Regions from separate parts of the Homo sapiens genome. Here all the other regions are linked to region 2. Evidence: chromatin contacts called from ENCODE Hi-C or POLR2A ChIA-PET data. All regions are on one chromosome and are shown on one strand. Each heading gives the region's core, a stretch centred on a gene start or an enhancer-like site at or near the end of the contact. The rest is flanking DNA. Distances are from core to core; before and after follow the strand shown. Region 1 overlaps PPFIBP2 (PPFIB scaffold protein 2). Region 2 holds the start of ZNF215 (zinc finger protein 215). Region 3 holds the start of FHIP1B (FHF complex subunit HOOK interacting protein 1B). Region 4 holds the start of CYB5R2 (cytochrome b5 reductase 2).

Region 1 (2,700 bases), core at 67-2,566, 610 kb before region 2:
ACTGAGCATGTGCAGCTCAGCCCATCCTCCCCTCTCCCTAGAGCCACCTTGGCAAAGGAAGTGGCCTGCACCAGAAAGAGCCTATGAGGTCCCATCAGGGCCTGTAGTGATGCACCTGCAATGCACATGGTGCCTTCTATTTGAGAGCATGGCTCCCCAGCAACCTGCGGATGATGCTGTAATTCATTTTGCCAGGTGGGGTAAGGCCAGGAAGGCGGTCTGGGAAAGCAGGCATTTGCGTTGTGGCCACTGCACAATGCCTGCCAGAGTAAATTAAATTGGTGTCTGGCTTATGGACCAGCCTTGTCAGGTTGGTCAGTGTGAATTAAGCTCTGGGCAACAAGCCCCTCCCAGTGAATGGATAAGGGTGTCTGACCTGTGGTAGTCCTTACCTCCATTCTCTCCCCTGTCCACACCACACCTGCCCCCACAGCAGACAGAGAGCCTCATGCCCCTGACAGGACCCGGTTGGCAATGTGCCTCCTCAGCCCCAGAACTTACCCTTCAAGGGAAGCTACCCTCATTTTCCTTCTTACAGCAAAGAACACACATGCATACACACAATTTACCTCCAGGGAGGAACAAATGGACGTGAAATTATTTCATTGCCTCAACCAGATCATAAACAGATTCAGAGAAATGCTTCAAATGCAACCTCAAAGTGAATATTTCCAAAAAGCTTCATCTCAAAAATTGCCCCCCTAAAAAATAATACAAGCAAGAGGTTAAGCTAAATGATGGGTAAGAGGATGCATTTTACTATTTCTATTTCTGTGTACATTTGAATTCTTTTTATAGTAACAGGCTAACACAAAAAACCAAACCACCACCTGGGGATGTGGACTTTTCAGGGCAGGGGGCAGAGAATTCTACTTTCCCTTCCAGCAGAACTGAGATTTGAACCTAAGTTCCTGATGACTCATTTGGTGCTCTTTCTACAGTGCCATTCAAACTCCCTGAATAGGTCCTAACATTCCACCAAACTCTCCTTACCTCTCACCTCACCACAGTTTAGAACCTCATCATCTCTCAGCCAGATTGCAAAAGCTGCTTCCTCTGGGCTTTCTACCTCTAGCCAACTTCCCTGCAATCTGTCTTTCTTTCCCTGTGCAGGCAAGACATGTTCCATGGAGCTCATGACATGCTCCTCTGCTCTCAAACATTCCTCGGCTTCACAGTGCTTTCAGGAGAGAAGCTGCATTTTGCAGCTCTGCCAAAGTCCTCTAATACAGTTAACCTTCCCCGCTATAGTCCTCACCACTCTGAGTTCCAGCTTCACTGGACCACGTCCTACCCTCGCATACAGAAATACCCCATTTTCTGTACTTCCTCTACGTGGGTGCTTTTCTCCATCTCTACTTTCAAATCCCACCCATGCTAAGGCCTTATCCAAATGACCACTGCCAGAAAACCTTTCCTAACACCATTACCCCTCATCCCTGAAGGTGCTGGATGCCTCAGCTCTGCTCCTGTCATATCTGGTACACACCTTTATCGTCAGAGCTGTCTATATTATTTATGAAGATGATAATAATTTGTATTATTTCTCAATGTGTCTGCCTCCCTGTCTAGATTAACTGCTAGAGAGCAAGGAGTATGCTCCATTCACCTTTCTATCCTCAGAGCCCAGCAAAGAACCTGGCACAGGACCTTCAGTAAATGTTTGTTGACACAAAATGTTAAGTGTTTGTGTACCTGAGTGGAAAGTGAAGGGAGGCTGGGCATGTAACCTTGGCCAGCACTCTGAAAGAAGGATTGGGGGCTATCCATGACAGCCTCTCTCATCGAACTTTCTCCACACCTGGGGTCCCTTCTCTCTTACAGCCAGATATTCAGAGGTGAAAGCGTCTCTACCATAAGGGGAACTTACGCTTGGGCCTGGCATGAGTGAGAGACATAACTGATGGATGCAATTGTATTCCTGAAGGACCAATGAGAAAAAAGGATGTCACTTCCCCTAATAGATAATAAAACCAGGCACTTCTCCCTATTCCATTATTTTAGAATGCTAAGCAACAACAACAAAAAAAAACAGATATGAATTGGTAAGTTTTCTCTATTAGCTGGAGCGTGCGTAACTTTTGCCTATAGCCAACTCCCTCCTACGAGCCTCCCTGGCTGCCTGCTGAGGAATAGGCCCCAGAATTTGGCAGGCTGGAGGTAAACACTAATTGAATTAATCAAAATGTATTCTGTAATTTGAGCCTTCATTTCAACATTTGTTGAACAGTTTAATTTTGATTCAATGCAATGCTTTTCCCCTTGCAATAAAAAAAGTTAAGTCAGTAGAAGACCAAAGAATTTCTTTAAAGACAGGCCTGTGTGCACTGTCAACAACAGCCTGGCCTCTGCCTCCATCAGAGGAGAAGGAGGCTTCCCCCGAAGGCCTGGGCTGGAGGGTATTAGCAGCTCTGTGTTCACTGGAGTTCCGAGGGCCACACGGGAGCCAGATGAAGACACTGCACAGAAACTACTGCTGCCAGAGAGCCTGACTACAAGTAAACAGCTCGGCCTGGAGCTGAGCCTTTGGACGAGGCCAGTCAGGCTTCCTCCACTAGCTAGCTGGGTCCACCATCCTCTCCTGGTCCCAAGGTTGGCAGGATCAGTAGTAAGTGCCTCTCCATGCTTCACCATGACACTGAGCCTTGTTCAATGAGGATTTTGGAAACACCCTGTTATGAGCTGAATTGTACCCACACC
Region 2 (2,700 bases), core at 81-2,580:
CATTTAGGTAAGATTTCCGAGGTGGAATAGTTTTGATGATAGAGATCCAAGGTGTGACGTGACTGCAAGTAGCTTAAGTGGCAAATGATGAACACTGGAATATACAAAGCCAGGAAATATAACAGTTAAACTCTAAAGTACTGAATAGATGCCTCTGATATAAAGGTGGGATTCAGGATTAAGACACGGAGCCAGTACCACTGTGACGGAGGGACCTGAAGTTGTAGTGGATGGTTAGACTAATATAACCAGGTGGCACCAGTTCTACGGTTTTATGGCCGCAAGGAACTCGAACAGCTGCTAATTATGGAAAAAAGGTACTGTCTGTGAAGAGGGTTATTTCTAATCAAACAGGTTGTAGGTAGGACAGCTGCTTGAGGTAAGAACCACCTGGCGAGAGTAGCTTAGATAAAGAGGAACAGAAAACAGTTTGCAAATAAGTGACTGAATAGAAGTCATTTATGTTAAATGGAGAAAGAATTATTTTAAAATAAGTACGATACTTGGAGGTTTTAATCTTTTAGGGAGGTGGCCAGGAATGACTGGGAAAACAAGGCAATATGAATTAATTAAAACTCCATTGTCTTTCCCAGTTGATTGATCCAGTCACGCTTGGTTTTTCCATGAGGCATCAATACCAGCCATTCCCAAACCAGCTGATCATAACATACTAACCACTCTGCGCGTCTGGAGACTGCCCCTATTGCAGAGTGGAAGAGGCGACAGGAGTGTGGTTAAATCCTTGCTTTAGCGGAGCTGGATCCTGACCCCAGCCGTCCCGCCGCCCACCCCCTCGCCCTCTGTCGCTGCTCTCAACGCTTGTCTTACTTCCGCAGCCCACGTTTCCATCCCTCCCGTCAGCTCGCGCCCTCCTCCAGGTTTTCCGGCACAGACCTTGGAGGGCAGCGTGGAAACTGGGTAACTGCAAGCAAGCTGAGGTAAGCTGCACGTTCCGCATGGACGCCCTCAAGCGTGATTCCCAATTCCAAGACCCCGCGTCCCCACCGCCCGCTGACGAGAACGATACCCGTGAGCACCGCTCCTCTCCAGTGGCCCGTTCAGTCACTCACAAGCGCCAGTTCTCAGAGGAGCCGCGGAATCGCTGTCTTGGACAGTGAAGGGAGCTGGCGTTGGTAATCACGCTGCAACTAGGAATCCCTGACCTCGCCGAACCCTCAACTCACTGCCGGCTCCGAGTTTCATAAATTGCCGCGGAACAACCTCGACGCACTCTTGCGCACGCGCACCAGCTGTGGAAGGAACCCCCTAGGAGCCCCCGCGACCCGGATCGGTGAGGTAGACCAGGCCTTTGCCAGCCCCGTCCCTTTCTGCAGGCCCCGTCCCTTTCTGCAGGCCCCGCCCACGCCGCACACTTGGAACTCTGGCCCTGTGAATGGACTCACGGTGAGCTTCTAGTGGCTTAAAGAAATGAGCGTCATACTTCCGGCGCTGCCTCATCCCGTCCGGGGAAACTAGTCCAAATCGCCTTTCTGTTCCCCACACCCCATTTGTCTGGAATCAAAAAACAATGACAATTTCGACAAGACATTGTCTCTTACATGGTCTTTATTGGTTTATTGGTTCACAGATTCATTCATTCAGTTTTGTATGGAAGTGAGAGGGCTTGCAGTTCGTTGTTCAGTTTTGGCTTGTTAAGACTGAGGTACTTTGTGGCATCTGAGAAGCATTGTCAATTAGGCATTTGGATGTAGGCATTTGGGAATTTAGAGATGTCTGGGGCTAGACCTGTAAAATTTGGGTCAATCTGGGTAGATGGTGATTGATGCTATCCATTGGAATAGGACTGCAGAGAAAGGGACAGAGAGGAAGAGAGAAAATAGAAGGAAATGGGCTGGAATTGGCCCAGGGAACACCAACACCATTGGTTGAGTCAGGAAGGCGGACCTGCAAAAAAGAGAGAGGAGGATCAGCCTGAGAGGTAGGAGGAAATCTGGTGGGTGTGGAGACACAGAGGGAAGGGATGTGTGTGTCACAAAGGAGAGAATGCTTGGTGGCATTAAGTACATGATAATATGATTAGTGCTTGCCTAGAGGCATGTGGACAGTGCTGTAGGAGCAGAGTGAAAGAACTTAAACCAGAGAGAGCTTTATATCTAGGCCAGGAGTGGACTAAGGTAAAACAAGATGGCAACTTTGAACAGCTAGTGACACAAAAAAACAAGGACACACCATATAGTTTCTTTTATTTCTTTTTAAATAGACCTTATTTTTTAGAGCAGTTTTGGATTTACAGTTTTGGAAAAATTGAGAAGGTAATATACAGAGTTACCTTCTACTCCACAACTAGTTTTCCCTGTTATTACCCTCTTAAATTATTATGGTATATTTGTTACAACTAAGAAAATAAAAATAAAATATAAAAATAAAAAATAAAATAACATTGATACATTAAGTCCACAATACTTTATTCAGATTTCTTATTTTCTTTGCTTTTTTCTTTTCTTTTCTTTCTTTCTCTTTCTTTCTTTCCTTTCTTTCTTCTTTCTTTCTTTCTTTCTTTCTTTTTCTCTCTTGCTTGCTTGCTTCTTTTCTTTCTTTCTTCTTTTTTTGACTGGGTCTCACTCTGTCACCCAGGCTGCCAGGCTGGAGTACAGTGGTGTGACAGCTCACTGCAGCCTGGACCTCCCTGAGCTCAAGTGATTCTCCCATCTCAGCCTCCCAAGTAGCTGGAACTACAGG
Region 3 (2,700 bases), core at 1-2,500, 690 kb after region 2:
CTAACTGCAACCTCCGCCTCCCGGGTTCAAGCGATTCTCCTGCCCCAGCCTCCCAAGCAGCTGGGATTACAGGCGCGCGCCACTACGCCCAGTTAATTTTTGTATTTGTAGTAGGGACGGGGTTTCACTATGTTGGTCAGGCTGGTCTCGAACTCTTGACCTCGTGATCCGCCCGCCTCGGCCTCTCAAAGTGCTGGGATTACAGGCGTGAGCCACCGCGCCCAGCCGGTAAAGTACTTTTAAAACTACATGCCTTATCTGAAACTTCTATTTTTCTATTTTAGTTTATCTTACTCTTGCTTGTTTCCCAAGACTCGGCTTAGACACCGTCACCTCCCGGAAGTCTTCCCTAAGCTCCTTCACCGTACCTTCCTCTCATCCTCTATACATGCAAATCATGCTAAGTGCTGCTCCTAGGTGGCCCCCGTAGTAATGTACTTATTACACTACGCTGCAATTCTCTGAGGTCCTGGAGAGCAGAGGCCGGTTCTAATTGATCCGGAATCCAGCTGGGCATGCAGGCACTTATTCCGTGTTCCTTGACTAAGTGCTCAAGGGGTGACGGAGCAGCACAGCACAGCGGTGTTGGGGGAGCCAGGGGCAGTCACCGCTGGGGTACTAAAGTAGAGACCAAGCTATGCACGACGATGGAGCAAAATGAACTAGAGTGCCCGCAGTCAGCCCTCTCTAGGGCTCCACTTTTCCGCAGGCCCGGCCCACCTACTGATTCCTCCTCTCTTTTCGTGATAGCCTCGCCCCTCCACACCCACTCTTCCACTCCAAGCGTCTCCTGGAATCCATGGCCCCACCCCTTTCTCGCTCGTCTTTCTTCCGGCTCCATCTCTCCCAAGCCCCGCCCTTCTGATCTTTCCCTGCCTGTAAAAATCGCCTCTCCTTAGGTCCCGCCTTCTGCCCTCTGGTTCCACCTTTCCTTCCCGGGCTCCGCCTCCGCCCTGCCGGCCTCCACCTTCCCAGAGGCCTTCGCCTATGACACGCCGGAGTCCTTCTGAGGGGCGGGGTTTACGTACGAAGGGACGGAACCAAGAGGAGAGGCGGTGCTCCTCCCTCGGATAGCCGTCGGCGACCCCGCCCTTGCGTTTAGCCGTTGCCAGGAAACAAGCGTCCTTGCTCGGGTTTGGTCCGGCTCAGCCAATGAGCTGGCACGCCATTGCCCAGTCGTGCGACGCCGGGCGGTTGCGTGTGGTGCGCGGGGGCGCGGGCTGCGTGTGGCGCGGGGCGGGGCGCGGCTGGTGCGCTTGAGAAGCGATGGCGGCGGCCTGAACTCACCTAACACCGCAGCAGCAACCGGGCCCGGCCAGGTTCGGCGTTCCGTGAGTGAACGGTACGCATGGGCCAGAGGGCCTGGAGAGTCGTTTGTGGGGATGAGAGACTGGGAAAAGACGGTGACGGGTTTGGTTACTGTACTGGTTGTGAGGGGTTGGCAGGTGGTGAGGGTCCGGGTGTGAGTGTCTAAGATAGGGAAGGAGGGTGAGAGCTTACAGGTGAGTGGACAAATGAGGGGCTGTGAGAGGCTGGGTGCTTTCGGAGGTGCCAAGTTGAAGGGACTCCTGAACGCGGTTTACTAGGGCTGGGGCTACTGAGGGCTGGTGTGAAGGATACCCTGGGACTAGAGTGAGGGGTAAGGCCTGCGCGAGGAGAGAGAGAGTAAAAGGCGCAGGTGGGAGCCTGCGGGGTGGCGGCAAATTGGTGAGGGAGTTGAAGGCGAGGCATGGGAGGAGGGAATTAGGGCTTGTGAGACTTGGATAAAGGTGAGAGGTTGGTTCTGAGGCCTCCTTCGATGGACTGCCCTGTCCAGTGAGAGCAATAGTTTTAGACAAAGTAGGGCAGCTTAGATGGAAGTGTTGTGCACCTGACTCCTCTGCTCCCATGGACTTTCCATATTCTGGAGGACGAGAAAATGAAGGTGTCATAGGCAATAGTACTATGGTAATGAAAGTCATATTTGAGGCTCAGACTTCAACAGAGTAATCACAGAAACTTCAGTTCCTTCGAGTTCCTTCTCTGGACTGCATAGTTGAAGATGGGCCCTCTCATGAAGGGTTTTGCGCTGTGACAGCTTGTGTTTTCTCTCTACTTGCTTCTGGACAACCTTATTCCACTGTTGCTCCTTACCTGTGCTTAACTGTGGGTCTTTGATTGGATTGACCATATTCAGTTGCTAATTCTACTTTTATGGAGGTCATATGGTTTGCCCTATACAGTACTATATTTAGGATCCCAAACAGGATGGCCTTACTCTCCTTTCTTACAGTTGAATTTTTTAAAAAGCTAGTTTATATTATATTTAAAATGTGTGTTTGATGAGTTTTGACATGTGTACACATCTGTGAAATCATCATCAGTCTCAAGATACTGAACATTTTAGCCACCTGAAAATTTATCTCTTCCTCTCCACACCCTGTAGTTGGGTTCATCTTACTAGCATTCTTTTAGGTCCTCTTCTCCCCACCAACCCAAATGCACGTGAAATTCTGGAAAGTTGGTTTGGCATTCAGTGATAATGGCCACTTTCACACTACTAAATTTTCCTCTCTACTGCTAGTCAGCCATGGGGTTGGGACATCCTATTCTTTCCAGACTCAGAAAGAGTTAAGTCTTTCCTTAACTCTACAGTGGACAGGGAGAGACCATTTCCTGAGAATTAGACAGCCTCAGTCCCCATTCTTTTCCAGAGTCTTA
Region 4 (2,700 bases), core at 160-2,659, 750 kb before region 2:
CAGTACCTAAGGATATGACCTTATTTGAAGGTAGAGCCTTTACATAGGTAATCAAGTTAAAACAAGGTCATTAGGATGGACCCTAATTGAATATGACTGGTGTCTTCATAAAAGGGGAAATTTGGACACAGGGACACACACAGAGGGATGAAAATGTGGAGACATAGGAAGAAGATGCCCCTTCTCCTAGCCCCTCTCCTACAAACCTAGGAGAGGCATGGAACAGATCCTTCCCTCACAGCCCTCAGAAGGAACCCACTCTGCCCACACCTTGATTTTGGACTTCCAGCCCCCAGACCTGCGAGACAATAAATTTTTGTTGTTTAAGCCGCTCAGTCTGCGGCACTTTGTTACAGCAGCCCTAGCAGAGTCAAACAGGTGGGGATCTGCTTCTGGGCTTCTCTGTTTCACACAGGTCCTGAGGCAAGAATTTGCCTTTGCCTGTAATCAAGGGCGAGCCGGGCAGCCAAGGTTCCGAAACGCACCGTGAAGACCCTCTAACTGTGCCTACTATTCTGCTCCCCTCCGATCGGCGCGGGGCTCTTGTCCTTCCTCTCTCCACCCAGCGAATGAATGAACGCAGGAGCGCTCGGAGTACACGTCTTCAACTCGGCGACGCCCCTGCTTCGGCCCCACCCCGCAAACACCCGCCCCGGACCAGGCCCAGGGTAGGCGCCCATGAGGTATGTCGAATGAATATATTCGCGCGCTCTTTGCAGCTGCCTGAATTCTTCCTTCCCCAGCATCCCCCTCCGCCCGGTCACCCAGACGGCCTTCTCCAGCCTTGCCGAGCTTAAGTAAGCTGAGGGGCGCTCAGTGTGGCAGCTCTGCGTGTGCAGGGAAGGGGCCAGGATGCAGAGGGGCAGCGCAGGAGCGAGGACGCCACGGCTCAGCGCCCCGCCAGCCTCATGATGGAGCGCTGCCCTGGGGGCAGGGCTGACCCAGAGCCAGCGGCTCGTGAGTGAGAGCCCCCCGACCACGGCCCTTCTCGGGGAGCGGGCCAGCCGCCGGGGTCCCAGCCTGCGGGGTCCGCCCGCGCTTTTGTCCTCCCGGGCGTGCGTGTCCGGGTCTCGGCCGGTTCCCCGTCGGCCAGGCGGAGCTGCGGGGCGACGCCACGAGTCTGCGGGCCCGCGGCGGGGAGCGGCCCCCGGCCAACCCCAGTTCGACGACGTGTTGGGCGTCTCACTCCGGGTGGGTTCCGCGGCGGGGTGTATTTATGGAGTATTGAAGAAATATCTCCGTCGGGACGGCCGGAAGGAAAGAGGCCAGAGGCGCGGAGGCCGGCTAGAGCCGGGAACGAACGTCCGACCGGGAGGTTGGGGGCCGGAGCGGGAGGCGTGGGGAGAGGTCGTGGGCGGGACCGCGAAGGGCGGGGAGTGGGGCGGGCCGGCTCGGATTCCGGAAGGCTGAGACTCCAGTGACCCGGCGGGAGGAGAGGCAACTTTCCCTGTCGGGCTTGAGTTGGGAGAGGAGCAGGGCGGCCTTGTAGGGTAGGGACAGATGCGGGGAGGCTCCCGAGTCTCTGGCAGTTGAGTGCCCAGGCCCCCTTCGCCCTGTCCAGGAGACTGTTGGGGAGTCCCCAGGCCCTAAGTCACGGGGCACCTCTTAGAGCTACGCACCCTAGTTCTGTCTTTAGGGACTGGGCCCCTCATTCCGGATTGTGTGTTAGGGGTGATGTCCTCCCCCTTCACCTCAAGGAAGGGACTTCCAGTGTATGAACCTTTGGCTGTAGCCAGGAGGGGCCTAGTGACCTGAGCACCCCAGGCCATGTGTGCTGCCTGCTCCAGGGGCCTGAAACATCCTTCCTGTGTGACCTGCAGCTGACCCCTCCCTACCCTCTGGTCCACGACAGGCTCTCCCAGCCGCCTTCTGTGTCACTACTGTTCTCTTTGCCTATTTCCTGCAGGCAGAGCTCAGCTCCTGTGCCTTTGGTGTGGGGAGGGTGTTCTGCGCCTGAGAGCTGCCCTGTCCAGGGCGGGCAAGACCTGAGGTGCTCTGTTCACATTGTGTCTGCCAGGACCCGTCCCTGCTCCTGACCATCACCGTCACTGGGGTCACTGTGCTCGTGTTGGTCCTGAAGAGCATGAACTCCAGGAGGAGAGAGCCAATCACCTTACAGGACCCTGAAGCCAAGTACCCGCTGCCCTTGATTGAGAAAGAGGTAATGGGTCAGCCCTGTGGGTGGAAGGCAGTAAGTGGATGATGGCTGGGATGGCAGGGCATCCAGACAGTCATCTCATGGCCTCCAGTTCACTCCCCGCCGCCCTGTGTGTGTGTGTGTGTGTGCTGGAATAGCGCCAAACGGACCTCCTTTCCCAGGCATCTCAGCTGCCCAGCAAGGCTTCTAGAAAGCTGACAGAACCTGCCTATGTTTTGTTTTATCAGAAAATCAGCCACAACACCCGGAGGTTCCGCTTTGGACTGCCTTCGCCGGACCATGTCTTAGGGCTTCCTGTAGGTGAGCCGGGCTTGGGTCATCACCAGGACTGGGGCCTCTGGGGGCTAGGCCCTCCTCTCTTAACAGAAACACAGGTTTCCCACGTCCTGAGGTGTGGAAGATGCCCTCTTGCTCCTCCTGAGCCTGTGAGCTCAGGGAGATAGATAGGGGGATGGATGTGGGACAGAAAATTTCTTTTCTTCATTATTCCAATTGGGCTGACACGAGAGTGGTACCTCAGTGAGCATTGAAAAGAACTGAAC

Evidence for each region. Hi-C counts contacts between places; a loop is a spot of excess contacts on that map. ChIA-PET counts read pairs that join two places held with the same protein, here RNA polymerase II (POLR2A). Pooled maps may share reads with other maps.
Region 1: a pooled map shows a loop between it and region 2 (3-fold over the local background). The contact joins the enhancer-like site here to the promoter of ZNF215 in region 2. A Hi-C loop is called at or near these places in 6 of 37 single-sample maps with no recorded cell type and 2 of 50 pooled maps. POLR2A ChIA-PET finds 5 or more read pairs at or near these places in 1 of 52 experiments (HEK293).
Region 3: a loop to region 2 is called in a map of OCI-LY7, with 3 times the contacts of the local background. The contact joins the promoter of FHIP1B here to the promoter of ZNF215 in region 2. A Hi-C loop is called at or near these places in 1 of 168 maps with a recorded cell type or tissue (OCI-LY7), 7 of 37 single-sample maps with no recorded cell type and 9 of 50 pooled maps. POLR2A ChIA-PET finds 5 or more read pairs at or near these places in 1 of 52 experiments (activated T-cell).
Region 4: a loop to region 2 is called in a map with no recorded cell type, with 6 times the contacts of the local background. The contact joins the promoter of CYB5R2 here to the promoter of ZNF215 in region 2. A Hi-C loop is called at or near these places in 7 of 37 single-sample maps with no recorded cell type and 6 of 50 pooled maps. POLR2A ChIA-PET finds 5 or more read pairs at or near these places in 1 of 52 experiments (H1).

Annotation. Positions count from the first base shown.
Region 1 is chr11:7,532,366-7,535,065 of GRCh38, reverse strand. All of the region lies in intron 1 of PPFIBP2 (PPFIB scaffold protein 2), which reads right to left. All of the region lies in intron 1 of LOC124902806 (leucine-rich repeat extensin-like protein 5), which reads left to right. Among named protein-coding and RNA genes, the nearest start is that of PPFIBP2, 20 kb to the right of the region's middle. Within about 2 kb of position 1,316, at least 4 of the 41 ENCODE cell types and tissues checked have a DNase peak (open chromatin) inside an H3K27ac peak, as active enhancers do.
Region 2 is chr11:6,925,056-6,927,755 of GRCh38, reverse strand. ZNF215 (zinc finger protein 215) reads right to left here and starts at 1,330. Exons shown (of 7, transcript NM_013250.4): 1 at 1,071-1,330; 2 at 1-94. LOC107984019 (a long non-coding RNA gene) reads left to right here. Exons shown (of 4, transcript XR_001748112.3): 2 at 594-1,939.
Region 3 is chr11:6,233,186-6,235,885 of GRCh38, reverse strand. It overlaps FHIP1B (FHF complex subunit HOOK interacting protein 1B), which reads left to right and starts at 1,250. Exons shown (of 12, transcript NM_001098794.2): 1 at 1,250-1,342. It also overlaps a transcript of CNGA4 not described here. RefSeq lists enhancers at 836-915, 313-1,003 and silencers at 1,046-1,345, 1,526-1,575.
Region 4 is chr11:7,672,209-7,674,908 of GRCh38, reverse strand. CYB5R2 (cytochrome b5 reductase 2) reads left to right here and starts at 1,409. Exons shown (of 9, transcript NM_016229.5): 1 at 1,409-1,490; 2 at 2,018-2,161; 3 at 2,386-2,458. The coding sequence starts at 2,084. RefSeq lists a silencer at 897-1,106 and enhancers at 1,627-1,726, 1,747-1,796.